2 separate regions of the Homo sapiens genome follow, and region 1 is linked to region 2. A link is a loop called in an ENCODE intact Hi-C map of the cell type or tissue named here. Cell type or tissue: natural killer cell. All regions are shown on one strand.

Region 1 (2,500 bases), 160 kb before region 2:
CTCCCTCTCGCCCTGGGCTTCCTATCTCTAAGGGTCCTCTGTGGTTGGAGGCCTCCACTGGGCAAGGGTTTCTGTCCCTCTGTGGAAGGCCTGATGTTCCTTTCACCTTGCCACTGAGAGATTCGTGCAAGAATTCTGGAAACGTCTGAGAGGAAGAAAGATTCTGGTTTGCTCCATTGTAAGGAAGAACCCCAGGAGTGAGGCCAAGAGGTTACAACTTCAACTAGCATCTTCCTTAAAATCCCCTGCACTCCTCTTCCCCGTTGTGTCTTCCAGCTTTCTCTCTGCCTCACCTCCAATGCCACACCTTTTAGGGGCGTGGCAGTCTCTTCAAAATAGAGGCTTGTGGACAAAGGCATGCCTGGTTTGCAAACCTAGGAATGCTCGTTGCTAGCTTTGCAACCTTATTGAATTCTTACCTCGGAGCCTCAATTTGCCCACCCATCAAATAAGAGCAAACCCCCCTTGAACCTCACACACTGGTGGCTCAGAAGTGCTGCAGAAAACACTCAGCTGTCAACGACAGCGGGGCTGGCGAGTGGCTGCCAGGGACCACATGCTCCTCCTGCCAGACGCCTCCAGCCGTCGGCTGTCCAAATGGGTGTCTGCAGAGCAGCCCGGCTGGCCGTGTTCTGGTCAAGGAAGAGAAAGGCTGAGTTAATTAAATCAACAGCTAACAGTGCAGGTTACCCACAAAAGTGAACTTTAGTGCCCCTAAAACCACTGACCAAAGGAGGGCTGGGAAAAAAAAAAGAAACCACAGTTGGAGTAAAATGGAAAAAGAAATCAGCAGCTCTCCATCACTTCAGCTGGCCACAGGTATCAGAATATTAATTGGTCTTTGACTCGATTTGGCTGTGGGAGTCAGGGCAGGCTGTGGCTTCGGGGAGCCTGACAGCACCATGGGGCCAGCGCAGGGCAGGCTGGGAGCTCACTGGCCACAGGGGAGGGGAGGGGAGAGGGGCGGGGGCCTGGGGCCTGGGAGGACGCACTTGTGAGCAGGGGGGTGGGCGGGTGTGAGTGTGGAAGTGGGTGTGGGCGCCCTGCGGGTGTGAGGCATGAGAGGCACGTGTGAGTGTGGTGAGCTGGCCGGGCCACACGCAGCGTCACTTGAAAAGAGCCCAAACCGTGCTGGGTGCAGAAAAGCTCTCCAGGCATGCTGGCTGTTGTTCTCATCTGGTTCTCACAACAGCTCCAGCAAGAAGGAGGCAATTCCGTGAAGGAGGCGGTGGAGGCTGGCAGATAGGGCTTGCCAGGTCTCTCCCGAGAGCTCCCGCCGCAGCTGCAGCAATCACGACACAGATCATGATATGGTTAGTTCATATTTAGGAAGTGACTGGTGGGACTTGAGCCCACTGCCAGGCACGGAGGAGGCACCGGAAGCATTTGGGTTGAATTTGCTCAGACTCTGAATCTGTGCTCTGGACAGGCACCTGTGCCCGGCCCAGGCCCTGCACTCTTTTCCAGTGGCTTCTCAGGGGTCGGCCTGCAGCAGCCAGGGGTGGGTATCCATGCCGTGGCGGAGAGATCAGAGTTGCACTGTGGGGAGTGGCTTTCTTTTGCCTGCAGCTGCTGCTTGGTGTTCTCTGCCGCTCACGGCCTATGAGCACAGAGATTGTGTCCTGCTCTTCCGCCTGCTGCCCACCCATTACATGTGCCCATGGAACATAAGAAGAGCAAGTCATCTATCTGAGGGGCATACCCGCTGCTGGGGACAGGTTCAGTGGAGCTCATGAGTGGTGTGGAGGGGCAGCAAGTGCCCAGCAGACCCTCAGGAGCACCTGGATGCACTTTGAGTTTGGGGGAGTCGGGAGGATGCAGTCTCTTTGCAGCAGTGCCCCCCATGCCTGGACAGAGGCCTTCAACCAAGGAAGGTCTGCTCAACTCCCCAGCCCTCTTTATTGATTTTGGGACACTGTGGGCAAGAAGGGCTCTTAGATCACTTGTCTGGCCCTTCAGTTCATAAAGGAAGTGATGAGGCACAGAGAGGGGAAGGGACTTGCTTGAGGTCACAGAGCAAGTCAGAACGCAGGGCTCCAGGTTTCCAGCTCCAGGCCTCTCAGACTTCCGTGCTTCCAGGGGCCATGTCGGTGACATTAAAACCATAGTGCAAGTGACAATGTGGCAACTGACGTTGGCTTCAGTGTCAGGAAGGCAAGAGGGAGAGTCCTTGTCTGATCCCAGGGAGGGGGGGCTGCCACCCAGCAGGAAGGTGGGCTTTATTCCACCAGAGCTTCTGCTTTTTCCAGCAAAGTTGGAAATCGGGGTTTTCATGTGATGTGAAGTTTTACAATTGTTAAATGTTGACAAAGCTAAAACAAAAAAAAATTCAAAAGCATGGTGACATGCAAAGCAAAATGACTCATTTGACACCTGTGGGTTACAAGTTTGCCACCTTGGGACTGTCTTTCTGTGGGGCTTGGTGGGTGGAATTGTGGGAGGAGGCGAAAGGCCTAGATGCTGCCAAGAGGATCTGAGCTTTGAGACACTGTTGTCTGAT
Region 2 (2,500 bases):
CAGGAGTAACTGTAAACACTCTTTGTACATGGTGTGACTCAGAAACAGGGGACTTTATTCTCCTGTGACGAAAGTAACAAGGCCTGAGGTTTTGCACCAGCCCTATTGGCTCCCTTCAAGCTTGTGGCTGACTAAAACACCCAGATCCTTTGCACTCAGGCTGTTGTCGGATCAGTCTGTGGTCCCCACGTCCACCCGGCAGGCTTCATGCCTGTTAAGATTCTTCTGCTCACTTGTCCCCCAGCTCATCCACATCTCCCTGCCATTTCCAGTGGCCTCAGGAGCAAGGACAACATTTCCTCCAAGGCCTGTTAGGGCTGAGGACTCGGTCTGGAATTGGAAGCTCTGGCCGTACTGGGCCTGCCCTCCTCAGGGTAGCAGTCAGGTGCTTTCCACAAGGCATCTCCTCCCCATCCGCTCCAGGCCCCACCCATCCCACTTGCCTCGTTCACGTGACTTGCCCCATCCCCATGGGCATCTGAGTTTGCAGCCCCAGCTCCAGCTAAACTCGCCCCCAGCCCATGTTTTCCCCTTTGTTGCCAAGGGCCCTGGGAGGCAGCAGTGGGGGCCTGGCCAGAGACCAAATGGTCTTATTCCTGCCACCAAGTGTCCCATGGATTCCTGGTCTGGGGCCTCATTGGAGGAGAAGGTGGGGCTCCCTGGTTCTTGGTGACTGGCTGAGCCCCTGTGGCTCCCAGGCCCCCTGCTTTCTTTCTGAGGCTCCCAGATACCTGTTTGAGCTTCCAACAGGGATGCGTAGGGAGCTTGGGGGCCTACAAGTACCAGAATCCATTGCGTTCCCATTCTGAAAATCAGAAATCAGGCCCATGCGAGGCCTCGGGCTCTGTCCCCTCATGCCCTACAGTGGTCGACAGGCTTTTCCCACTTTTCGAGTCCCCAGCAATCACTTGTTCAGGCCCCAAGAAGCGCAGTGAGTTCTGTTTTACCTCCCACCTACATCTTGCCTCTTCTCCCTCTGCCAAACTAGAAAACGCACATGTCATTCTAGACCCAAGGCCTTAGGCAAACCTTCTCCTCCCCCTTACCCCCTCCCACATTTTTTTTTTTTTTTTTTTTTGAGATGGAATCTTGCTCTGTCACCTAGGCTGGAGTGCAGTGGTGTGATCTTGGCTCACTGCAACCTCCGCCTCCCGGGTTCAAGCGATTCTCCTGCCTCAGCCTCCCAAGTAGTTGGGATCATAGGCGCCCGCCACCACGCCCGGCTAATTTTTGTACTTTTAGTAGAGACGGGGTTTCACCATATTGGTCAGGCTGGTTTCAAACTCCTGACCTCACTCAGGTGATCCGCCCGCCTCGGCTTCCCAAAGCGCTGGGATTACAGGCGTAGCCACCATGCCTAGCCTCCATCTTTTCTAAAGGGTCCCAGGTCCAGGAAATCCCACCCCTTGTTCGGCGTGTGGCCTCCAACAAGCTTCCTCGCCTCTCCGCAGTTGCAGTTCTCTTACTTGTAAAAGAGGGCCTGGCCACCCTGCCTGACTGGCAGCCTCCCACCAAGTCACGTGAGGTAGAATGGCCGTGACCGTGTTAGGGTTGATCAGCCGAACCCTGGAGTGCACAGTCCTCCAAGGGAGCCGTCCTTTCCTCGGGTCAGCCCTGGAGAAGCTGCAGCCACTAGGGGGTGCGAACAGGGACGTTCCCGGGAGTGTTGCATGTAAGGGAACTAAAGGGGAAGCTTGAGAAGGACTGAAATGTGGGTGGAGAGGACTGCGGAGTGAACTGTGCCTCCAGTGGCCAGCAGGAAAGAGGGAGAGCAGCGTCATTCTCGCCATGCTTGTTGAATCCCTTCCGTAGCAGGGAGGATCCCCAGGGTTTTATGGGAACTCCGTCATTTCTGTGGGGCTGGATTACTGTCCCCATTTTGCAGATAGGGAAACTGAGTTTGAGCTCCAAGGTGTGCTACTAAGAAAGCAAGTTACAGAATGACACACCCGGACTGAGGCTGTTCAAGAGAGTTCCATGAGAAGCCTACTTTGCGTTTTCCATTCATGGAAGATGAAAAATGTCTGGAAAGAAACTGGTCACGGTGGGGACTCTGGAGAGGAGCTTAGAGCGGTGGACAGAGCCTTATCTGTAATGCTTTTATTTTTGTAAATATTCACGTGTTGCTTGTGAAATGTAAAATTAGTAATTAAAAAAGTGTGTGTGGCGGGGGAGGTCCCTGCAAGCTTGATATCACTCCAGAAGTGTCCCTCGGCCTCAGCAGGCCGCAGGAGGGTGGGAGCCTGGCCACCTTGACCCTCCCAGCACCTCTGAGTCCTCGGATGTGAGGCTGGGATTCTTCCTGTGTGGGCTCTGGCAGATAGGGAGTGGAAAATGCTGGCAGTTTTCTCCAGGTGTGACATCTCGTCCCCTGACCCCAGCTTCCAGGCAGAGATGGCTGTCTAGTCCCTCATGCAAGCCCCCTACACCTCTGCCCAGCATCCTGGTGGAGTTATTTTTCTGCCTGAGGCCCAGAGAGAAGAAGGCATGTTCTGGGGAT

The links. A loop is a pair of places that touch in the nucleus more often than their neighbours do. Peaks named below come from ENCODE experiments on the same cell type or tissue, not always from the same donor. Only the 100,000 strongest peaks of a DNase experiment are listed, where the experiment ranks them.
Region 1: it touches region 2 in a loop (11-fold over the local background); 1 of 110 quality-filtered maps calls a loop at or near these places.

The regions. Positions count from the first base shown.
Region 1 is chr1:25,064,600-25,067,099 of GRCh38, reverse strand. No RefSeq gene overlaps it. Among named protein-coding and RNA genes, the nearest start is that of LINC02793, 25 kb to the right of the region's middle. In natural killer cell, no CTCF peak of the experiment used is centred here; DNase peaks (open chromatin) are centred at 569, 1,039, 2,059 and 2,399; H3K4me3 peaks cover 1,129 bases; H3K27ac peaks cover 2,166 bases.
Region 2 is chr1:24,908,867-24,911,366 of GRCh38, reverse strand. The region is part of intron 3 of RUNX3 (RUNX family transcription factor 3); the gene reads left to right. Among named protein-coding and RNA genes, the nearest start is that of MIR6731, 9.3 kb to the left of the region's middle. In natural killer cell, CTCF peaks have their summits at 1,313 and 1,534; DNase peaks (open chromatin) are centred at 46 and 396; H3K4me3 peaks cover 676 bases; H3K27ac peaks cover 2,500 bases.